Regions from separate parts of the Homo sapiens genome. Here region 2 is linked to region 1. A link is a loop called in an ENCODE intact Hi-C map of the cell type or tissue named here. Cell type or tissue: MCF 10A. All regions are shown on one strand. Links, peaks and the distances in the headings refer to the core of each region. The heading gives the core; the rest is flanking DNA.

The links. A loop is a pair of places that touch in the nucleus more often than their neighbours do. Peaks named below come from ENCODE experiments on the same cell type or tissue, not always from the same donor. Only the 100,000 strongest peaks of a DNase experiment are listed, where the experiment ranks them.
Region 2: a loop joins it to region 1, with 3 times the contacts of the local background. A loop is called at or near these places in 4 of 110 quality-filtered maps.

The regions. Positions count from the first base shown.
Region 1 is chr21:18,380,344-18,393,422 of GRCh38, forward strand. TMPRSS15 (transmembrane serine protease 15) reads right to left here. Exons shown (of 25, transcript NM_002772.3): 4 at 3,284-3,435. Among named protein-coding and RNA genes, the nearest start is that of TMPRSS15, 17 kb to the right of the region's middle. In MCF 10A, for the core only: CTCF peaks have their summits at 4,635 (motif pointing right) and 7,846 (motif pointing right); no DNase peak of the experiment used is centred there.
Region 2 is chr21:18,486,741-18,499,819 of GRCh38, forward strand. No RefSeq gene overlaps it. Among named protein-coding and RNA genes, the nearest start is that of TMPRSS15, 89 kb to the left of the region's middle. In MCF 10A, for the core only: no CTCF peak of the experiment used is centred there; a DNase peak (open chromatin) is centred at 6,921.

The sequences.
Region 1 (13,079 bases), core at 1,628-9,627:
TTGGCATAAGTGATGAGGCATTAGGAACATTGTAATATTACGAATTATGTTATTCCTAACCAATATAAGCTTCTTACAACTTGATATGAAGACTGAATGCCTCAGAAATAGCTGCAAGAAAAAAATGTATATTTTCCTAGGTGATAGAGTTTGATGATCACTAAGTTGTATTTTTAAAAGTGCCATAAACACTGACCTGAAGTTGTTGCAGGGCTTACTGTAGAAAAATTCTCCAAAGATGCTGGAATAACGTAAAGTTGATTTAACACATGAGTTTATGATATAAATACATTACAAAACATTGAGTACACCTTGAATATTCATTCAAAGGGCATCTGATCCTTTGGAGTTCCTATTTTATCCTCTGCCATGCTAAGCCTTCCTATTCATTATTTGGTTGTAATACATTTGATAAATTTCCAGAGTCTGCATATTCTCTCTATGCAGTTTACTTATGCAAAAAGTTTGCTTTATTTTATATCTATTTAAGAAAGATATCCGTTTATTAATCATAGTTCTATAGAATAATTTACATTTGAGCCAACTAATATAACATGATACGCCACATCTTGGCATACCTAGAACCACTTGTTTTACACTAAAACATATGAAGGTAACAATTGCAAAACAATCTTTCACATAATGAATATTTCCTTGGAACTAAGTGGTATATAAGTAAAAAGTGCTTTGCACATAGAAGACAAAAGCTGGCAATTTTCTTCAAACTTTAACATGTTTGATAGTTTTAAAAGGATAGACTCACCTATGCAAGATATAAAGGAAATCAAAGCATATCTCATGAAAAGTCATGTGGTGAATTTGTTTTTATTCAAGACTATATTGATGATAAGTGGGCTAAGAAGTATATTCGTTTCTACTAACTAGGTGGTTTATTTCAGCATTTCATCATTTTTGAATTGTGTTGGTTCTATAAAACCTATTGAAGTTTTGTAAATGATACATGGTAGAGTGTTGACACTGAAGATAAAATAAAATTTATGTGACTTTTCATAAATAATATGGTTAAATTTTTTATGTTTGACAGTGTATTATACACAACTTCAAGATATCTATGTAATTCTTAACTAAATTTAAAACTATAAATTTGAAAATTCACATGATACAAATGGATATTAAACTGAAATACCTACAATTAACTTGGTACCGTGTTTATAAATGTGTTTTAACACAATTCAACAAGTTAAATGTAACTTCTACTTGTTGAGAATATTCTTGGGCTGATGTTGTAAAACAGTTTATTACATTTGTGATACTAATTCTAAATTAACTCAAAGGATATGGTTTCATTGAATAAACATTTAATTTTAAAAATCACAAACTCTCTTCCCCCAGATGATCCAAATATAGGAAATCGTGAAAAAAAGTTTCAGCATATCTGTCAATTTGCTTGCCAGAACAGACCATCAGAAACCAATGCACATTCAAATAGAGATAGTAAGATGACAACTTTGGGGCCTGTTGGAGGATGGGCGGTGGGAGGAGGCAGAGAATGAGGAGAAATAACTAACAGGTGCTAGGCTTAATAACTGGGTGATAAAATAATCTATACAACAAACTCCCATGACACAAGTTTACCTATATAACAAACCTGTATATGTACCCTGAAAAGTTAAAAAATAAAAAATGAAAATATTCATTTTTCCATGCCAAAAAAGAAAAATGACTATGAAAAAAATCAACTAAAATTGTTCAAAGATAAAAACATTACAAACAAACTAGTATAAAGGTTAAGAGGGCAGACATTAGGATCAGACCACAGAGGTCAGAATGCCTAAGTCTAAATGACTGTGTGAAAAAGGCCATTTACCAAAAGTATCTGTGTTTTGGTCTTCTCCCTGATTGGGGGATAGTAATGACATCACATAAGAGGATTAATGTAGAGAGTAAAAATGTTGATAGATAAACCACCTGTTCTAGCTAATAATAGCCAGTAGTAGTTTTCAGCTCATCTGAATCAAAGATTTAAAATAGACAGTCTCTGCTCAAACAGCTGTGACATGCGTCCAAACCATCAGTAGAGGAAGGACTAAGAATTTATCTTCTTGCTGAACAGCAGCTGCAACATGTTGCAGGAGACTCAATCAAAGAGGAAACTATGCTTGATGAAACAATGCTCTGAAGAGAAGCAACTAGAGATCTACAATCTCATATCTACTATTAGAAAATAAACAAAGAAAACTCCTGGATGTTTTTATGTATTTGATTTAGAGGCAAACATACCGATTGATCTCATTTTGTAGCAAAAATTAGTTGAACTAATTAAATAGTTAGGCTATTTAGAGTTTCTCTTTATTCCCCTCGGTGTAGATATTTATGTATTGGCTAACTTTCTAACATCCAAAAATTTCTGAATTCCAAAATGTATTTGGTCCCAAGGTTTATGGGTAAGGGATTGAATCTGGATGACCTTGGCAAATTACTACTGTTCTCAACAATACTCAATAAGGACACTGTGTTTGTTGAATTGAATTGAATGAAGGATAATTAGAATGGAAAATTTGGAACAATCTAAGCATTTACAATCGTATTTTTTATTATTTTTGATGTTCCATATTTCTTCTTTTTTGGTTTATTCTTATGTTAAAATTATTTATCATTTTAAAAATTAATACTTAATTTTTATAAATAGGTAACTGGAAGGGATCAAACTCATTGACTCTACTTTTTTCTTCTTTTTTTAGCTCCTCAATTAGAAATCGGACCTTGCCACTGGATTTTACAATCTAACAATGTCTAGAGAGAGTTCCTGAAGTCAGGGTGTGCTTGAACGGTGCAAAGAATGCGTAAGACCCACAAACTTCTGTGCATGCCAACACTCTCAGAATCTCCTTGGAATGCATAAGACCCACAAACTTCTGTGCATGCCAACACTCTCAGAATCTCCTTGGAATGCATAAGACCCACAAACTTCTGTGCATGCCAACACTCTCAGAATCTCCTTGGAATGCATAAGACCCACAAACTTCTGTGCATGCCAACACTCTCAGAATCTCCTTGGAATGCATAATACCCACAAACTTCTGTGCATGCCAACACTCTCAGAATCTCCTTGATATTTGGTATTTTATAAACTTTTTCTCATTGATAAGTTTCTTCAAATGCGGTTTCTTCAGATTTCACTTTTCTCATGTAAATGTGTCACCTCAGGCAATAAGACATGTTCCTAAGGTCAAGCATGATTCCACTTCCTCCCTGGTATATTGCTAGAATTTTAATTTCATAGCTTAATGATTCAAAGAAATCAAATAATGTTCACACATACCTAGGATATCAACGCTGTTCAAATCAATATGGAAAGTGACCAGTTGGCTGGATTTATTTGCTTCAAGGCCTTGAATCAGTTCTTCTTTTACATTTTCATCTGACACCCACTGGGCAAAGAAAAGGTCAAATACGACTATAATGCTGCCATTTCTGCAAAGCAAAAGAGGATATAAGAGGAAAAAGTCAGCCATCTTCCACTGATTTGTGTTCAATTCATGTTAAATGTCTTTGAAATTCTCTATAGTTATCATCTTGCTAATTCTCATTATACCTGTGTAAGGTAGTCACTTCAAATCTTATCTTTATTTCATGAGGGAAAGAAAAAGTGAATTGAAAGACTAAATGCTTTTTTGAGAAGAGAAACTCCAAAGTAGATGCAAAATTGAAATCTGAGTTTTCTGAGTTCCACGTTCAAGTACTCATCCCCAGGCCAGGATGTTCCTGAGACCCTTGTGTTAAAATCACGTGGTCTCTTTGCACTTACTCTGATTTTACTGTTTGGAGAAAAGAAGGGTATGGATTTGTAGTTTTTCATGGATAATTTCTAAGTTGGGGGAAATCTAAGGTAGTTTCACTGGTTTCAAAGAAAATTTTTCTACATAGTTTTAAAAGGCCTGATAGCAAGCTTATGGCAACTAATCTATATCTCCCTCTTCTTCTCTATTTTGCTTAATATAAAATATCAAAATATGCCCTGATTTCAAGGGATAGAAAGAAAACAAGGGTATCTGGGTCTATTAGGGATTCACAAGAAATTCAATCTCAGGTCCATGAGTCGGGATTGTCTTGCCTGCATGATCTCCAAACATAGCATTAGAGTTCAGCCATATAGCCCTAATCATCTTCCCCCTTGATTTTATCCCCTGCTCTGTACCATGCATTTTAAAAGGTAACTTTTTTTCAGTGTAAAGAAAGAGAAAAATGAATAAATTTTTGGTGAATAGGGATACTTGGGAGATTTTTGCCCTCCTGCTTACATTTCTATTTGCCATATGCTATCATTTTAGGGTATGACCACTTGGGAGACAAACTATAGCTCTGATATTTATTCTATACCCCTCAATAAACTCTAGGCACTCACGGTATACTTGGCTGCTTAAGACACAGACTAGGGCAAACTAAATTTTGCATGATATGTTTGCTGGTTTTGAATTATGGGAGTTATATATTCTTGTGATATATGTAAGTTTATGAGCTTGTTGAAGGATTTTCTCAAGTCCAGTAGAATTCTTTATTTATCTCTCCATCTATCTATCTTGATAGAACCTACAGTAAATGTTATTTTTTCTTCCATGACTGGATATAGAACTAGAATATTCCTGAAAGATCACAGTAGATCAGCATCTCCACTAGGGGGAGTATATTCCTTCTTCGTGTCCATGGCACTATTCAGTTTCACAGTAATTCATTTCCAGGAAGCTGGTCTTTCATTTTTAAAATGAACAAGATGATATAATATTTTTGATATAATATTTTTATAATTCACATGTATTAAATAAATTATATAAAATGATAGAAGGTTTAACTTTCTAATCATTTGCTTAAATTATAGTAGCCAAATCTTGTAAATGAGAAGGTTCCCTAGTAACTGTTTAGTTCAGGGTTTCCCAAACTTACCCATACATGAAATCACTGTTGTCCTTGGTAATGATACATTTCGTCACAGACACTACCTTTCATCTACTTTTCCACACTTGTGCTGGCTGGCTAACCCCTAATTTTACTGGAGAATAAGCCTCCATTTTTTTTAGGAAAGGTGGCATCTTCTTTAACCATTCTTTATACCAAACATGGTTTTATTCGTGGGTGTATTACCTGGCCTTGGTCAACAGAATCTGAAGGGAAGACTAATGGAAACTTCTGGAAAACTTTTTTATATCTAATAAAAGAACAGCTCACAGTAGATTACCACCCTTCGTTGTTGAACATTATTAGGTCTACATAATTTGCTGAAACTGCCACATCTACCTTGAGACCATGAGTGAGGCCATGGTTGATAAGCCAAAGATAGCGTAGCAGAAGAAGGAAAGTACCCAAAGCCCTGACTATGTCATTGTCATTGTACTACTGAATTAACTTCCTTTAAAACCTCTAGATTTCTTGTGATGTCAGATAATAAACACTTTTTTTTTTTGAGATGGAGTCTCTCTCTGGGGCCAGGCTGGAGTGCAGCGGCACGATCTCCGCTCACTGCAACCTTCGCCTCCCGGGTTCAAGCAATTCTCCTGCCTTAGCCTCCTGAGTAGCTGGGACTACAGGTGCCCGACACCATGCCCACCTAATTTTTTGTATTTTTAATAGAGATGGGGTTTCACCATGTTGGCCAGGATGGTCTCGATCTCCTGACCTCATGATCCTCCTGCCTTGGCCTCCCAAAGTGCTGGGATTACAGGCATGAGCCACCATGCCTGGCCAATAAACACTTATTTTTAAGGCACTTTTAGTCATGCATTCTGTTAATGGGAATTTTGAAAATTCTAACAAGCATACAACTGTCAGCCCCTATTCCATGTTTATATGAACAGAAGGTAATTACTCTATTTTTGAAGCTGAATATTGGCCAATATTTTCATTTTAGCAATGAGGACACTGAGGCTTAGAGTAATGTAGGTAACTTTGCCTAGGGTTATACAGCTTATTAGTGTCAGAGATAGAAAAGAAACCTAGGGAATCTGTTTCCCTAATGTGTTTTTATATAATTCCCATCCCCCCACACTCAACAACACTTTTATCAATTCTATTCTGAACTATTTATCAGCAGGAAAGAGGCTACAGCACATTTACCCTAAAGGCATGTCCAGGTATTTTATTCTGTTGCATAGTTAGCAGAATTTTATATACAAATAGATGAAAAAAACAGCTGGTTGGATATTTTTGGGGAGAAGGGAAAGATATTTATTTCTGCAATACTTCCAAAAGATAGAGCACTGCCTTTTTTCCTCCTCCTCTTCTTCCTTCTTCTTTTCCTCCTACTCCTTTTTCTTTTTTACATTATGTCTTCCTAATCAACCTCACTTTCCAAGATAGTTAAATGGACAGGATTGATTGTGGTTAAAATGAAGTGAGAGTGAACAATATTAATTATTTTCTCTCTCTCCAATCCCCCATCTTCATTTTATCTTTGGTTGCAGACCAGAAAACTTAAATTCTGATTAAATCTGTTTTATTTCTATGTAATTTCACCGGTTCAATTTGACTGAACACTTGCTTTCATTTTATTTGAGTTACGGAGTAAAAGAGGTAAGGTATTTTGGGCAAAGAAAATACAAATCTGGAATTTTGCTTCACTGAGTTGAAAGTAACTGGATTAGTTCATCCTCAGGCATAAAACATTTTTCTTTGAAAGGTGTGTTCTCTTAGTTGTGAATTATGCATTACATTTAATAATTTATACTTTGCAAGGATAGGAGTTGCATATCCTATATCCACATAAAGTTGTAGCCTTTAAAATTTATTTTCTTATTTAGTGGAAATGTTGAGATGAGAGAGATAAAGCAGAAATAAAAAAAGTTGTAATAATCATTTGTGATTCACCTCATAAGAAAGCTGAAGCTGTTTAGTTGTTTAGTAATGAAATGAGAATTCTTCCTTTAGGTTAAAAAAAATGACCATTTTCATTTCAAAGTACTAGTCCTTGTAAAATAACAGTTTTTCTCTAAGGCAGAGAAATCCTACTATGGTACAGAAAGCTTGAGTATAATAGAGCAAAATATTAGTTATCTCATATATTCCTTAATGATATTGGTAACCTTTAGGGCTGCTGAGTAAACAAGTCTTTCCTTTCCTAACTTTGTGGCTTATCTGTGCTCAAAGGGCAAAAGAAACTGCATGTTGCCACAAAGGGTAAATAGTTCTTTATTAAAATAATCAAATGCTAAATGTTCTGGTGAAAGCACTTTCCACAAAGCAGAATGAATGAAAGTATTCCCCAAATAGACCAAACCATTGGCTTACCCTGAAGAGTAGCTACACACACACACACATACACACACACACACACACACACACACACACACACACACGCACACACACCCCAAAATCATACAAGTTAGTAAGTGGCAGAGATTGGCATTAAATATTGTGAAAGTAAGAGAAAATAGTTCAATGACTAAATCTAGTATTGGAGTGCTAGAATTTGATCATATACACATACATGGTGTGAGTTTAATTAAAATCTATAACAAAAATGTAAATAGGTATTTTAAAGGATTTATAGATATACAGTTGACGTAGGTACTGTTAGGTGAGAACTCAGTTATTTCTGTTTCTGATTTTATCAATTGGATTTTTAAATTAAAATAATTTATAAAGTTAATAATGAGTCTTCTACTGTTTCCTATGAGTGGAATACGTATATTTGTAGGTGATTATTTAAGGTAAAGTAATCCTAAGTGTTTCATTGTTACTCTCTCTCCTGCTCCTGATTTCCTTTTTCTATCCTCCTCTTCTAGGTCTCCCAAAAGAGCAACAATGTGATTTATCTAACAGACGTTTTTATGAAATTCCTTTGCATTGCACTTTTCAAAAACTCACTTCTGATTTAATGGCAGCTCAGCTACCACCAGAGGGAAGTATCTCTACACTGATGAAGTACATTATTTGACAGTCATTATAAAATATTTGTCAAGGTCTGGGCACGGTACTGGCCTCCTAGGTAGCTATAAAGGAGGGGAAACAAACAATCCCTAAGCTCAAATAATTTACAGTTTCATATGTGGTGATTTTGTCATCTAGAGAAATAAAAGATTACTTACTAAATATCAGAAAAATTTGGGATTTTGGTAGCCCACCAGGCCTATATATAAAAGTCTATATTCATCAAATTTTCCCAACCTAATGTAAGTGAAGTTATCCAGCATGTTGTAGACATGTAAACATAAAGGGTTCCATTAGCAAAACTATTCTGATAAACTCTGCAATGGACACTGTGCTTTCTGTATGGATTTCACTAGGCAAAGCCCAATTCAAGAGAGGCAGGCACCTAGAATACCTCTCCTTAAAGGAGGTTAAAGCCTTTTGGAAATAAATCTGAATTGATGCTTTACTGCAGCTCTCCAGACTCAATCCTCTACAAAACTAGAAAAGAGAAATTCGTTTCATTCACCACAACGTAGACAAATAGCTTAAAGTGAACCAACAAAAAATAAAACTTTCCCGTGTAATGTTACACTCACAAAATAAAGACTAAGTACGCATTTTTATTAGCATTTTGAAAAAGTTAAAATAATTAACCTTTCCTGCATGTCTGTGTTTCTCCTTTTAGTTCTGATATTGGACCAATGAAAGAGGCTAAGAGATTATACACTCTGGAAACAGAGGGAAGGGACTATGTACTGTAGGTAGGAAGGAAGACAGCAGATGGGTGTAGGGGCAGCTCCTGGGATTAAGATGTCAGAAATATGCAATAGAGTAAAGAATGATATGATAGATAAGGAAATAAAGAAAATAAAGACAAGAGAAAGAAAGAAAGAAGAAAAAAAGAGAAAGAGAAAGAAAGAAAGATGGAAGGAAGGAAAGAAAGACAAGAGAAAGAAAAGAAAAAGAAAGAAAGGAAAGAAGGAAGGAAGGAAAGAAAGAAAAGAAAAAAAGAAAGGAGGGAGGGAGGCAGGGAGGGAAGGAAGAAGTAAATTAAGGAAGGAAGGAAGGAAGGGAGGAAGATTAAACCTTTTTGCATAAAAAGATAAAGCTTTCATTGTGTCTGTATTTGATAAGATTAAAAATTCACCTCTGATTTAATAGTAGCACAGCTACCACCAGGGGAAACCATCTCTACACTGATGAAGTATATTATTTGAGAATCATTATAAAATATTTATCAAGGTTTGAGCACTGTACTGGCCTCCTTGGTAGTTATAAAGAGGGGAAAGAAATAATTCCTAAACTCAAATAATTTACAATTTTAAATATAGTGAATTTGCCACTTAGAGAAATAAAAGATTATTTACTAAATATCAAAGAAAAATTCTGCGATTTTCATAGCCTACCAGGCCTATATATAAAAGTCTATGTTCATCAGGTTTTGTTCCAACAGGAGATGGGAAGGCACTGAGGTTTCTTTTGACCATTAAATAAGCTTCATTTGACCTTCTGCCATTGTTTTTCTAAGCATAATCTCTTTTACCTTTGATTTGACTTTCCTACCTCTTTTTGGTCACTAAAACTAAGGATTCTGTTACTGATGTCAGAACTTTTGTGATGATCCGATACCAATTATTTTGTCCTTAGGATCTTTGATTCAGTTGTTCCTTACCTGAGATGTGAGACTAACCTTTCTATAAAGTCAGGCTCACTGTGTATCTCCAATGTCCTACCAGTCCCCTATGACTTTAATTTGGCACGAGTTCATTGTCACACTCTTAGGTTTATATTTAGCACATTCATGATGTCTCAACATCTTCTTAGTAGCCCTCAATGCCAGCTCTATTATATCCTCAACATGCTACGTTATTTTTTATCTTTATCCGAAATGGCTTTCCTTGTCTTCTCCACTCAAGTAGTCCCTATCTATGCCTTTCAGACACTGTCCCACATTTTTCATAAAACTTTCCATGACCCACCCTTTCAAGTCAAGGGACTCCTTCACACAGTAACATGCCTGTGCTTTTGGAGAACTATTTAAGAATTCTCAAGTTAGTTTATTTCTTGTAACAAAAAGTTAAAGCCATGGTAACTGTATAATTATTTTTATAGCCATAGGATGAAGATTAAATGAAAAGATGCTAATCTCTAACATAATATTAATAGGATGAAGATTAAATGAAAAAATGATAACCTCTAACATAATATTCATTATGTTAATAACAGCTGCTAAATAATTTTTCATTCATTTGCTAAGACTTTATAGAATACATATGCTGTGGTGGGCATTAGTTAGGTTCTGAAAATACAGGTATCAAAGATACATTCTCTGCCCTAAGAGAGCTCCTAGCCTAGTAAGGAGATAGACAAATCAACAATTATGCTATAGTGTGAGAATTGTACTTTAAATGTAGATACATGGTGCTAAATGCACAGGGGGAAGAAGTACCTAAACCAGACTAGAGTGTCAGTTAAGTGTCCCAGGGAAGGCGACATGGACTGGTTCTTAATGGGTTGTGAGGATGGAATATAAGAAAGGATGCAATAATAAGGAGAGAAAATGAGAGTGCCAGTATATTAATCCATTTTTACACTACTATAAAGAAATACCTGAGACTGGGTAATTTATAAAATAAAGAAGTTTAATTGGCTTACAGTTCCACATGGCTGGGGAGGCCTCAGAAACTTACAATCAGGTTGGAAGCCTAAGGGGAAGCAAGGACCTTCTTCACGTGGTGGCAGAAGAGAGAAGAGTGTGAAGGGGGAAGAAGCCCTTATGAAACCATCAGATCTCATAAGAACTCACACACTGTCATGAGAACAGCATGTGGGAAACTGCCTTCATGACCCAATCACCTCACACCAGGTACCTCTCTCAACATGTAGGGATTACAATTGGAGATGAGATTTGTGTGGGGACACAGAGCCAAACCATATCATTCTGCTTCAGGCCCCTCCCAAATCTCATGCCCTCACATTTCAGAACACAATCATGCCTTCCCAACAGTCCCTCAAAGTTTTAACTCATTTCAGCATTAATTCAAAAGTCCAAAGTCCAAAGTCTCATCTGAGACTAGACAAGGCTCTTCTGCCTATGAGTATGTAAAATCAAAAACAAGTTCATTACTTCCAAGATACAAAGGGGTTACAAGCACTGAATAAATGCTACCATTCCAAATGGAAAAAAATTTGGACAAAACAAAGGGGCTACAGGCCCCATGCAACTCCAAAATCCAGCAGGGCAGTCATTAAATCTTAAAGCTCCAAAATAATCTCCTTTGACTCCATGTCTCACATCCACGGCATGCTAATGCAAGGGGTGGGCTCTGACGGTCTTGGGCAGCTCCACCCTAGTGGCTTTGAAGCATACAGCTCCCCTACCCCCACTGGCTGCTTTCACAGCTGGCATTGAGTGTCTGCAGTTTTTCCAGGCACACGGTGTGAGATGTCAGTGGATCTACCATTCTGTGGTCTGGAGGACGGTGGCTGTCTTCTCCAGAGTCAGCCCAGGGGGGACTCTGTGTGGGGGCTCTAGCCACACATTTTCCTTCTGCACTGCTCTAGCAGAAGTTCTCCATGAGAGTTCTGCCCCTGCAGCAGACTTCTGCCTACATATCCAGATGTTTCCATACATCCTCTGAAATCTAGGCAGAGGTTCCCAAACTTTAATTCTTGACTTCTGTGTACCTGCGGGCCCACGTGGAAGTTGCCAAAGTGTAGAGCTTGCACCCTCTTAAGCAATGGCCTGACCTGTACACTGGGCCCTTTTAGCCATGGCTGGAGCTGGAGTGGCTGGGACGCAGGGCACCAAGCCCCAAGGCTGTACACAGCAGTGGGGTCCTGGGCCCCATCCACAAACCATTTTTCCTCCTAGGCCTCCAGGCCTGTGATGGGAGGTCCTGCTATGAAGAACTCTGACATGCCACGGAGACATGTTCACCATTGTCTTGGCGAATAACATTTGACTCCTCATTACTTATGCAAATTTCTGTAGCTGGCTTCAATTTGTCCCCAGGAAATGGGTTTTTCTTTCTGCCACATAGTTAGCCTGCAAATTTTCCAAACTTTTATACTCTGTCACCTGTTGAAAATTTTGCTGTTTAGAAATTTCTCCTGCCAGATACCTTAAATCATCACTCTCAAGTTCAAAATTCCACAGATCTCTAGGGCAGGGGCAAAATGCTGCCAATCTCTTTGTTAAAGGATAGTAAGAATAACCTTTGGTCCCTTTTCCAATAAGTTCCTGATCTCCATCTGAGATCACCTCAACCTGGACTTCATCGTCCATATCACTCTTAGCATTTTGGTCAAATCCATTCAACAAGTCTCTGAGAAGACTCCTTCCCGTCTTCTTCTGAGTTCTCCAAACTACTCCAACCTCTGCCTGTTACCCAGTTCCAATGTCACTTCCACATTTTCGGTTATCTTTATGGCAGTACCCCATTCCTGGTGCCAATTAGTCTTTTTTCACACTGCTATAAAGATACTACTCAAAACTGGGTAATTTATAAAGGAAGGAAGTTTAATTGACTCACAGTTCTGCATGACTGGGGAGGCCTCAGGAAACTTAAAATCATGGCAGAAGGTGAAGAAGCAGCAAGTACTTTCTTCACAAGGTGGCAGGAAAGAGAGAGAGTGGGGGAAACTGCCACTTATAAAACCATCAGATCTCATGAGAACTCATCCACTATCATAAGAACAGCATGGGAGAAACTGCCCCCATTCCAATCACCTCCCACCAGGTCCCTCCCTCAACATGTCGGGATTACAACTTGAGATGAGATTTGAGTGGGGACACAGAGCCATATCACCCAGTAACGAAAACATAGATAAAAGAGAGAAAGCAGGATGGTTTTGAGGGTGTACAGATGATGTGGCAGGACTGAGGCAGAACGCTGTGTCGAGTTGGGGAGGAGAAACAGAAGGCCAGAGTGTGTTTTGGTGACAGAGCCATGCAGTACACCTGCATTTAGTATGATAGCACTAGAAAAAGTCTTTAGGTATTTAAGGAGTGAGATATGAAGATGGAGAGACATTTATTCTCTAAAAAACTAGTAACTACAAGCAGGATCAGTGGATGAAAATCAAAGAAAGAAATAATTTGGTGATAATAATAAAGCATGTTCTAGTACCTAAAGTTATAAATAATAAACAAAATATACTAATAATCATGATTATTTAATAGGCTGTTTGTAGGATGTCCACAGCAATATTGA
Region 2 (13,079 bases), core at 2,313-10,312, 110 kb after region 1:
TTTTCTGATAAATATAAAAATGAAAGTCAATATAAAAACAAAATACTTCAATTTCTTCCACATTTTCATAGAGTACTTTCTGAACCATTGTGTATTAGTTGAACTCCAAATGTATCCCGAAAATGGCATTTCCCTTAAACCTTTTTATTGTGGCTACTCATTTTCCTGTCCCATCTTCAATGAAGGGACTAAATCATTTCAGCATTTTTTTTTTTTTGCGGGTCTCCTATTTCTACTTTCAAACACTTCGGTGCAACATTTTGCACAATCTCTTGGAAGTTCATGCTCAGTAATAATACCACCAGCTGTGGGTATTTGTTGTCATAATATAGTGATCATTTCTCCAAAGAGATTGAGGAATATCACACTTGGATAACAGTCATTTGATTCTTCCATTTCTTCTTTTCTAAATTCGTATTGGATTACTTCAATATACATAAATAGGATCTACCAAATACTCTATTAGCATAACTTTTGAAATCATCAACTTTCACTTCAGTTTCACTCTGCTTCTAAAATGATCCTAGGTTGGGCCATGCTCCTTTATCTAGGGCTCTTATACTTATTATCTCAAATTTCAACACCTTGTTTTCGAAATATAACCTATTTGCCTTTCTGGCTATCATTTGTCCCTTAATCTAGGGCATATTTCCTTTGACAACAGTGTGATCTTCTGTGTCATTTCAACCATTTTCATTAGAGCATCTGCATCCTTTGATTTTCACAACATGAAAAAATCAGAGCTCTGAGTATTGGTTAATAAAAACTGTCTCCTTTTCCACTACAACAGCAGAATGCCCACTTTCATAAGGGAAAATACAGAAGAGTCCTTTGAACTGGTACAGTCTACATATAACTTCTGCAGTCTCCTCAGTGGTTCTGAGAAAGAATTTGCTAACTGGTGAACTTTTTTTTTTTTCTATTTCCCCAGTGGCAATTTTAATTATTCACTGTGTCTTCACAGTTGTTTTCCATGATCTTTCAACTTTCATTTTTAGCTGATGTTCTTGCCCAACTACTTCACTTGGAATAAAACAAGATTAGGTTAAAAAGATCTATCAATTTCTTATATTAAAATATGAAGACTCCCATCTGTAGCCACAACGACACTATATTTATTTTTCCATTGTTATCGGTAAAAATGTCTTTCCACTTATGTGCCTGAAATTATTCCCTCCCTTACTTGCCTAGGGGACTTTTTCTATCAATTCTCTCCTTCATTATTTATCCAGAATATAATTATTTAATTCTTACTGTGTAATTAACACATCACTAGATGTTTTGGATATATTGGTGAACAAAATAGAAAAACAATGTTTTATCTTGATAGGTAAATTATAATGGGAAGGAGAGGATAAATACTAAACAATAAATAATAAATAAATACAGATAATAGAATATTAGAAGCTGGCAGTTTTGGAAATAGAGTAAATCACAGTAAAGAAAATCAGGGGTATTTGAAGAGGGCTGAGAAGGTTACAGTATTTAATAGGGTATTATAATTGACTACATTGAGAATGTAAATCTTAAGCAAAAAGATGATTTGATAAAGAATTTATGAAATTATACAGGGATGCATTTCTGGCAGAGGTAACAGCTGGAGAAAAGACACTAAGTTGAAAGCATGCCTGATGAGTTTAAGTAATAGCAAGGGGACTGGGAGTTGCTGGTGTGGGCCAGTTAAAGAGAGAATAATAGGAGTTGATGACAGAGAACATTAGCTTGACAGATTATATAAGACCTTGAGGTCCATCGTAAGGACCTAGGACATTCAAAATTGATAGATTGAGACAAAGAGGAGGAAACAAAAAGATACTAAGGAATAGCAATCAGTGAGACAGGAGAAAAATGAAGAGAATCTTGTATCTTACAAATCAAGAGAAAAAACTATGCCTATGAAGGCTCAGCTGAGTGAAATCCTGATGATCAGTCAAGTAGAATAGGAAACACAAATGTACCATTGCTTTTGGCAATATGAAAGTTGTTAGGGATAGTATCAAAGGCAGTTTCAGTGAAATCATGGGCACAGTCTCAGTTAAATTTAAGAGAGATTGTGAGAAGAGGACTTAAAAACAGTGAGAGGAGACAATGTTTTTGCAGAGTTTTGCTGCAAAGGATAGCAAATAAGTCAGGTAATAGTGGGGAAAGTTTCAAATCAGAGACATATGATCAGCATGTTTGTATCTGAATCAGAATAATTAGAGTGTGAAATATTGAGTATGTAGGAGAAAGCAGAAGGAAAAAATTCTGGTGTTATATCCCTAAGTTGGCAAGAGAAGATGAGACCTGACTCTAAGAAGTGGGAAGGCAGGGAAGTGAATGCAGACTTATGGGTGAATAGGTGTTGTGATTGGTTATGTGGAAGCTCTTTTCAGATTGCTTCAGTTTTCTCAGTGAAACAGCAAGCACAATCAGCAACTGGGACAAAGGTAGGGGTGTGATACTGGAAGCTCGAGGAGAGAGAGCGTGTCAAATACTATTGAGAATGTGGAGGCATGAACATACCAACAATATGTGATGTGACGTCTGCCAGCATTAAAGGTTTGCTTAAAGTCTATTGCTATTAATTTATAGTGACAGCAGTCAGTGTATTTTTTTATTCACCTTTACTTTGCTAGATAGATGCAGATATGAAGTAGACACAGAAGTTGCTGTATTGTTGAATTTAACCATCATTATGGTTTTGCCAAAGAGTTCTGTTTTCATGCTGCTAATAAGACATACCTGAGACTGGGTAATTTAGAAAGGGAAGAGCTTTAATTGACTCACACTTCCACATGGCTGGAGAGCCCTCACAATCATGGCGAAAGGCAATTGAGGAACAAAGTCGCGTCTTACATGGTGGCAGGTGAGAGAGCTTGTGTAGGGGAACTCCCATTTATAAAACCATCAGATCTCCTAAAATTTATTCACTACCACGAGAACAGTATGGAGGAAACTACCCCCATGATTCAATTAACTCCACCTGGCCCTGCCCTTGACACGTGGGAATTATTACAATTCAAGGTGAGTTTTGGTTGGAGACACAGCCAAACCATATCAAGTCCAGTAAAGCAAGAACAGAAAGGAATCAGGGGTACTTCAGGGATTATGATGACTGGCCATGTAATTTGAGAGGGGACATTTTGGGGACAGAAGACCACAAAAAGGAAGAATCTCTGAACCAGAGACTTTAAGGTAGTGGTCGACATTTTTGGCACCAGGGACAGGTTTCGTGGAAGACATTTTTTCTGTGAAGTGGGTAGAGGTGGGGGATGATTTGGGGATGCAATAGTTCCACCTCAGATCATTAGGCATTAGTTAAATTCTCAGAGGGATGCACAACCTAGATCCCTTGCTTGCACAGTTCACAATAGAGTTCATTCTCCTATGAGAATCTAATGCTGCCACTGCTCTGACAGGAGGCAGAGCTTAGGTGGGAATGCTCTCTTGCCTGCTGCTCACCTCCTGCTCTGCAGCCCAGTTCCTAACAGGCATGCACAAATACTGACCCATGGCCAGGGTTAGGGACTCCTACTCTAGTTGACTCAAAGGATGGCTAAGATGGAATTACAAGAGGGAGTGATTGCAAAGTTAGCTGTGTCTGTTCTTACTTCTGTGCCATAGTGAAGTGTTTCCTGGCCATTGCCATATCCTTCATAAGCTTCCACTGATGCCTAGCCCTGTAAGAAAAAAAGTGGATACACATATCCTTCTGTCCTCTGTGTGGTACACTAGGCTTTGATGTCTTACAGCACTTTTAGTGACTCCTTTCAGTTTTTACTTGCTGCTTTCCCATCTTCTTCTCCTGTGATAAATCCAGGAAAGACACGTCTAAATGATAGCCCTCTACCAAAGGCCAAGCTTTCTGTCTTTGTATACTCAGGGTACGTCGTCTTTGAAATACTCAGTATTTGACATACTCAGGGTATGTTGTCTTCCAGGAGGCCTCTTATTTCTATCTGACAATTCACCGTCAGTGTTTTGTTGAATCAGTATAAATCAATCTTACTCATCTCATGTATATGCTTGTCTATCTCTACTTTGATGAATTTCTCAAAATCAGGGCCTGTCTCTTAGTCACTGTATCTATGTACAAGACCTAGCCAATGGCTAGCATAAAATAACGTATCCTAATTAATCAAAAGATCTGTTATCACCTGAAATTCAGCTCCATATCTAATTACATACTTGATCTATCATGACTATTTCCCATTCACCACACGTTTGGAAAATATAACATTGAGCTAATTCATTACTTACCTATCCAGAGAGGCTCACTGCTCTGATGTCCTTCTCCACCACCCCGCTCCCTGCAAGTATTCACAACATTTTCTAAACCACCTATGTTTGGAACTCTGGGTCTTTCTTTCATCTCACTTCTGCATTTTTCAGATCCCTTTACCAAACCTTATAAGTAATTTATATTTCTTTCATCTGGCTTTTGCTGTTTCCAGATCCCTTTACCAAGCCCTATAAACAAATATTTTAAAATGTCTTATTCACTAATTTCTTTATTTTTATTTCTATTGCAGTCACTCTTTTTCTTAGATTCAGAGTCATTTACTCATTCTATAAATTATTTTTAAGCACCTACTAAGAGCCAGAGACCTACTAAGTGCTAGGTGCTGGAGAGAGAGTTTTAAACAAACCACGCAAAGTCTATTCTTTCATGGAGCTTGCATTCTAAATGCCTTAGCAAGAAAGTATAAAATAGTGCTTCTGTGCTATTTAAGAATTTAAAACCGAGTTTGGGATAGAAAGTGACCTGGAGTCTACTTTACATTGAGTGATGGAAGGTTCCCTGAGAAAGTGACATGAAAACTGACCTAAATTAATGACATTCACTGACACCTTTGCTGACTGTTCCACATCTCTTGTATCTCACTCTGTCCTACAGATCTTTCTGCCCTCGCACTTATTTAGTGTATTACATAAGGTAGCCATTGAAAATATGTAACTTGGTATTTTTATCATAATTGTCTCAGGTATATCAACTATGAACTTAGAGTATAAAGTCTCTGAGAGTGAGACTATCACCATCTATACCAACATGCAAAGGAAGGAGCCTCTGAAATGGGAGGTAAAATGTTAGCTTTCCTGTTTTTATACTCAGAATTTTAGTTTTATATTTGTTAATAGAAATTTTAAGATTAATTTAAAAATAGATTCACTTATTCCTAAAACTCTTCATATTTATCACCTGAATATGAATTCCTCCAGCAGTGTTTTTTTTCCACTAATATCACCTACACATTGCTGCTCTCCTTCTATGACTTTTTGAATGCACATAAACTTATTGTTTCATTTCTGAAACGCACTTAAGTCTTCCTGAGGCTATATTCAATAGCAATTAAATTTAACTTGTGTCATACCAATAATACACATAACTCAGTTAAAATGACAATGAACAGCTTTGAATGGGTTCACAGGTCCACAGCAATAGCATGCTTACCACCTGAGTGACTGTGATTGACAGGCACCATACCCAGATTGTAGGATGTGCTCTAATTTTACAGATCTTACATTGAAAGGTTAAAAAAAAATTTATCTTAGAAATGCTAAAATGAAGTAATCTATCCTCAGCTGATGTTCCATGGAAGAGCCCTCTGTAGGAGATTGACAGGTATGCTGAAAAGAGTTTGGGAATGCTGAGTTAAATACAGTTAAATTGGAGTCTCAGGACCTTCCAGAATCTTCAGTATGCAATAGGAACTATGTATTCCAAAAGGATTTATTTTTCAGTGTTTAACTAAGAACCCTTGTTTTCACTGTTCTCAGCCTTTGGAGTTAGTGTTCTATGGGATAAAATTTGGGCACTGATCTGGACAGCAGAAATAATATCCAAAGAAATATAGGTTATTACTTGATCCATAGATAAGAAAATGCAGGATTTTAGTGAGCTGTAAAAGCCTGAAGATCAAGATGTGGACCTGAAGGCCCATCTATTTGAGACATCCACTGGCTGTGGGCCTCTTCCTCTTAAGCTGGCTATAAAATCAATATAGCTCATACCATCTTCCTATTAACATTTCCCCCTGTAGTTAGCTGCATGTCCTAGATTTTCAACATGGTCCAAGTATAAAATACTTTGTCCCATTATCAACTAAGTATCTCATGTGATTTCTTGCAAAGTCAGGTTATTAGAATATAATGTGGGCACGACACACAGAGGCAGAGCCCAACCTCAGCAACCTTTTTCCCCTTGAAATGTTTATTTTCAAAATTATCATACAAAAATTCGAAAGAAAGAACAATAAACATTTGCATAGCTTTCTATTCTCACTTTTACGCTAATGTACTTTGAGTCTAGAGGTAAGGCATTTCAGTGCTCTCATGAATGAAATGATGTAGTTGTGTGATCTTCAGGGATTCATTTGCCTTTAACATTTTGTAAGACCATGTAAGTCATAAGTAATTATAATAATAAAAAATTTAGAAAATATTATCTTTCATTTCTAGCACCATTATTCAAATCTTAGTAACACCACAATGTTTATCTGTGCCTGGCATTTTTCATTTCACATAATTTCTAGTAGCACGAATAAACATTTAACAAGAGATTCCTAGGAGGAAAACTGACCTTCTAAGACTAAAGCCCAAGGGAGTCACAATTAAGGATTTGAAATAATTAGTCTGGTTCTGTAATGTTGTACCTCCTTTTATTCTTACCATTTAGTCTCATTCCGAAAGTTTAACTAACCCTAAGTACATTTATCATTCCAGGAGCGTTATTATACTCTGCGTCTAGCAACATCTTAGGTATCAAATAATTCATCTTGCAAAGTAGAAGCACCTTTTATTTTTCTTCTCTTCCTATATCTCAGTATCTTAATTGCAATGACTCATGAGCTGACTTTTTTTGTTTTTTTCCCGGTTTGCTCACGGTCGTGCTGATGTGTCACAGAACAGTGACTACAACTTCTGCTGTAATTGATGGGAACGAATTCTTCTGGGATGTGTTAATACAGCTGCAGGCAGTAAGGCAAGCAGCGAATGGAAACTAAATGGGTTCAGGAGCTCTAGAGACAATGATGTTGCTGGAGGCGGAGAGGTAGGCAGCCACTAATAACTACAGCTAAACAGTGGGACAAAATCATGCACTAGGTTTGTTTCACCAATCAGTATATATCATATGCATTTGGCAGTTCGGAGTAATTCTTTCTTTCCCAAACCAATTAGCCCTTCACTGTGGTGCTAACTAGTGCATATGTAGCTGCTAGTTAGAATAATCACTAGCATTAGGAGATATACGTAATGTAAATGACGAGTTAATGGGTGCAGCACACCAACATGGCACATGTATACATATGTAACAAACCTGCACGTTGTGGACATGTACCCTAGTACTTAAAGTATAAAAAAAAATGTAAAAAAAAAAAAAAGAATAATCACTAGGCCTTTGATTTTATGTGCCCATGTTAAAGATATAGATTTTCTTTGGTGTTTTGAAGACAAACTATGTCTTTCTTAATCTTGAATACTTTTTCCAAAGACCATGATTCTATTTAGCTTGAAATTAAGATTATTCCTGGCCGGGCGCGGTGGCTCACGCCTGTAATCCCAGCACTTTGGGAGGCAGAAGCGGGTGGATCATGAGGTCAGGAGATCGAGACCATCCTGGCTAACACAGTGAAACCCCGTCTCTACTAAAAATACAAAAATTATCGGGGCTTGGTGGTGGGCGCCTGTAGTCCCAACTACTCGGGAGGCTGAGGCAGAATGGCGTGAACCCTGGAGGCGGAGCTTGCAGTGAGCCGAGATTGCGCCACTGCGCTCCAACCTGGGAGACAGAGTGAGACTCCGTCTCAAAAAACAAAACAAAAAAAAAAGATTATTCTTTACATATTCGTTTGGTGTTCTAAACTTTCTAAACTTGGAACCATATAATTATAGTTTTGGTTCAAACATTTAATTTTGCTGGTTGGGTGTGGTTAATCCCAGCATTTTGGAAGGCCAAGGCAGGAGGATTGCTTGAGACCAGGAGTTTGAGACCAGCCTGGGCAACATAGTAAGACTATGTCTGCAAAATCAATCAATCAATCATTCATCATCATCATAATTTTGCTGATCAGGAGTTTGGTCTAAAAAGAATGAGTTAGTTGCCCAAGATCTCAGCACTGCTTATGGGCAGTCTTCAGGTAAAAGAAAATGATAAGGTTCATCATGGTTAGATTTACCAGCAATTCGGTAAAATATACTGAGAGCTTATAGTGTGTTACGCATAGGACAGGGGTGCAAAGATGAATTTAATTGACACTTGGAAATATACAAACACAAATTATTTCCAGGTATATATTCTTTACCAGTGACATGTACAAAGTGCTGCATGGGAGAAAAAAAATCTTAATTTGGATTGGAGAGTTGGAAGACAATGAAACACATACAGTCAGTGGCAGATATTATTGGTGGAAAAGCAGAAGTCCTGTTGCAGAGTCCTTGCAGACTGTAGTGGCATTTTGTGAACGTATTTATAATCTGAGTTTCACAAATATGTAAAACTACAATTTTCCTACCTGTAATTTGTATTTGTTTCATAGCACAATGAAGAGAAGCCAGAATGTATTTAGATTTTATGTGGAATCTTTAGATATTAAAATCACCTTATTTTCATTTCTCCAAATAGAAATAAATGTTCCATGCTCTTGTCATGGCCAATTTCGCTTACTAAATAACAAAAAACAAAGGCATATTGTTTTTCACAGCCTTGGCTTGACGTTATGTGGGTGACTTCCATGGCTATCTACATATCCTTGGTTTTGATACTAAACATCGTATCGATTACTGTTATTACAAAGATAACTGTATATAAAGGTCCTAGAGTCGTCAAGTCATTATTCATAATTCCTTTAACAGGCATATTTCTTTGTAAATAAAGAATTGGGCATGAAGTTAACTTACATGTCCAGTTGGGAAGAATTTAATGACTCTACCACCATATGGTGTCTGGCATCTTCCTAGAGAGCCACAAGTCACAACATAAAAAATCACTGCACTACAGTGTCAGACATGGATTTCAGCCTCCTGCTGAAATACTCAAGGAGTGTTCAATATTTGTGTCAGCTTTCAGCAGGCATTTTGATGAATATGAATGTAATAGAAATGTCTGAATCTGTGTATGAATCAAATATAAGCCAAATATTAACTGCCTCCTAAGAGAAAATGCTTTGATTATTTTTTCACTTGTTTTTCTGTCTGCCTGGTCATTTCTTGAGGCATCAGACTTCATACTGGTTTAGTGTTGGAGTCTCATTCTTCCGGGGAGGAAGGACAAATTAAGGGGACATATAAAAAATTTTTTTTAAAAGTATCTTAAATCTGTTACTTTTTGAAAGGACAACTATAAAGTTTACTATCTTCCAAAGAGGTCTTAAAATTCATAAAGGAGAGTTTAATTGCAGGATTTATGTTATAATTATGCATAGCCAGAAAGTCATGAAGCAATACTAAACATTCCTCACATGCTGTCAAGTCCACTGTCTTCAAAATAATTGTAATGTAAACGGTTATGTCTGACCAAAAGGTAAAGCGTCCTCACATCTCATGTAAATTAAATGTTTCAGAGGTTAGAGAATGACAAACCTGCTCTTCACCCCCTATTTAGAGAAATAAGGGTAGTTTAAGTTGGGCATAATAATGTAGATAAAGTAATACAAATAAAACAACAAAGTTATCCAGTTATTTTGTTGTGGACATTGTGGCTCCAGAACTTTTATTAACTGCTCACTGGTATACAATGGCTTCATTAAGTGCTATTATCAGGTTTTAAAAGAGTGTCTTTACAACCTTATGTTATTCAAAAACTTGGGAGAACTTCTTTAGACTGTAAGTCTTCAGGGAGAAATGATTTTTTCAAAAGAAAAATACATGAAAAGTACCTAGGTTTATATTTCTCTGGCCATAATTGACCAGCTACGGTTTTAGAGATCAATTTGTGGCTTGTGTGTTTATATCTGTCCCTTTAGACATTGTAAATTTTTATACAAAAGAGTAGCTGCAAATGTTCTCCTTCCCAACTGACAAAAGAAGAAGAAGAAATAAATAAATAATACCGTTAACATGAAAGAGTTCATAGGTGGTGTGGAATTTCAATAGGAAACCTAAGCCTGGATTAAAGGGCTTGATACATATACACTTGGATTTCTCATATGTAAAATAAAGGATTACATTAAATAACCTTCTAATTTTAACTTTCGTTACTTCATGATTCATAATATTGATTCTTAAGAATCATTTCTCTTTGTTTTTTTTTTTGGATAAATAAATGCCTTGCATGTAAGTATAAAAAATACTCTGAATCAGTCACCAATTGTTCTTCTTCAGTAACTATGGTTTCCTATATACTTGTTAAAATGTTCTATCCTCTTACTATTGCCAATTTCACTTACTAAATAATATAAAAAAGAAAAAAACACTGTTTTTTATACCTTTGTCAATAAATTATGGACGTCCATGGTTGTCTACGTATGTGGCTGTCCACATATAGTAAATACATATTTTATGTATTCTAATTAATGTAGTTCACATTTTTATATGCCCCAAGCACTCACGTGCCTTATGTTCAGTTGGGAAGGCAAGTCATGTAGAATCATACTACCAAACTCTACTTCTGTATTAAATAGGACCCTATACATTCTAATTATGATACTTTTACTATCGATGGAGAGAGAGAGAGAGAGAGGGAGAGAGAGAGAGATTCTACGTTGAATAGAAGACATCATCAGGCAAGATGATATTAAATCCCTTTGAAGATTATTTTTCTATCGGTAGTGGGTTGAGTGGTAGTCCTCCAAGAGATATTTTCACGTGGAACATGCAAATGTGACTTTTTTTTAGAATAAGGATCTTTGCAGATGTGATTAAATAAATATATTGAAAGAGAAAATCCTGATTAATTAGAGTGAGCCCTCAATCCAATGTAAAATATCCTTAGAAAAGAAGAGAAGGGGAGAAGATACATGAGAAAGGACGTCTGACAATGGAAGCAGAAACTTGGGTAATGCAGCCCCAGGAACATCTGGAGCCATCAGAATTTGCAAGAGGCAAGGAAGGATTCTTTCCTAGAGCCCTCAGGGGGAGTAAGGGGCCTCTTGACATCTGGGTTTAGGAGCTCTGGTCACCGAATCTATGAGAAGAGACATTTAGGTTGTTTTAAGCTATCAGTTTGTTATGGCAGCCCCAGTAAACTAATACACTATCATTGTCATAAACTTTATAAAACCAGGACTAATACATACATGGAAAGCTGAATCCATTTAGGAACTATATAGCACATTCAAACTGAGAAATTCAAGAGAAGGTAACAAAGTGACTCTTTACAAATGTGAGGTCAGGATACAGGACAGCGAAAGTGGTAGTGTGGTAAGGGTGCTTGCTAGGGCTGTCATAACCAAACATCACAGGCTATGTAGCTTAAACAACAGGAATTTATTTTCTCACAGTTCTGGAAGCTGGAAGTCCAAGACCAAGGTGCTGGCAGGGTTGGTGTCTCCCAAGGCCTCCTCCTGGGTTGCAGATGGCCACCTGCTCACTGTGACCTCATATAGCCTATTCTCTTTGCACTGCATACGTGGTCTCTCATACATGTCCTAATCTTCTCTTCTTGTTAGGTGGGTGCAAAAGTAATTGCGTTTTTTGCCATTGTATAGAGACACCAGTCAGACTGGATTAGGGCCCATAATAAGAGCCTCCTTTTCACGTAATTACCTCTTTGAGGGCCCTATCTCCATATACAGCCACATTCTAATGCACTGGGGGAATAGAGCTTTAACATATGAATTTAGAGGAGTTACAATTTAGTTCATAACATTGCTCTTAGCAAGGCCCCAAAGGGTGAGAACAGGATGAAATTATTTGAACCCAAAGACACAGAAGGCTTTGTGGAGAGGGTTGCCTTCTAGGAGCTGCCAGCTTTGATGGAGAGATAACAGCAAAGCCACAGAGGAAGGCAAGCTAGAGAGTCAATTCTTCTCTTCCTTAATTCATCTCAGGGCAAGAAACACCACCTCGATAAGACATACACAGCAGGCTTCCAGTGCCCAGAGCAAGGCTGAGAAGGATGGAGAGAGAGTCTGAGGTGGCCAATGGAAGACACTTAGCAAAACTGAACATTGAAAATCATTTCATGGAGACCACTTTAGCCAACTCTGCAGCCTGAATGTGTTAGCAAAATGGGTCTGGAGTAACAAAATACATCTTACCAACTCTTACTATAACTGAGGAGTTCATGAAAATGGTCTAGAAGAATAAAGTACATGTTGACAACTCATTATAACTGAGGAGTTAATAAAAACAACATAAATTTGTATAATATGATCTCAAAATTATAGGCATGCCCTGGAAGTTCTAAAAATCTTAATTCTTACTAAATTATGTTTTGTATTTTCAATTGAAGTGTATGTATTTATGTCTTCATAAACACTATGTGGTTTAGAACATCACAGATGTTGACAGGCATTCTAAGATTTAAGCGCTGAATGCTTAGCAGGGCTGTACTCCTGATATTCAAAATGCACTTACTCACATTTTAACTTACCTATACTCTAGGTATCTTCTTTGTTATGTGGAAAGATTATTAATATCCAAGAATATTACAAACTTATGGGATATGATTTTAATAAAACAATTGCTAGAGAAATGATTTTTGCGTGTAGCATAGTTCTTACTGTATCTTCACTACCCAGCACTAATTGATATTTGATAAACATTTACTTAACTGAATTAAACTGCAAATAGACTTGGCTCATTTTCCTACATATATAAATAAGCCCCTAGTACATAATTATTATTTGAACATCTTTATGTATTAGAAACTAAGTAATAGGTGGTAAATATTGGGATTTATTACCAGGCTGTTCTTATTGCCCATAGACTCCTTAGTCATTTTATATTAAGCCGTTTAATAAATAAAATAAATAAAAATGATTATTTTTAACAAATCGTCTCATATATTGATATGTATATTGTTTTTCTAATCATATTTGGCAGGGAAATGAAATTGCTTTGGGTGGAAAGCTGTCAGGAATATTCTTGAGACTTAACTCCTACATGAAAATACTGATTGTTAAATCCCTAAAAATAATTAAATTAATGCTTCTATA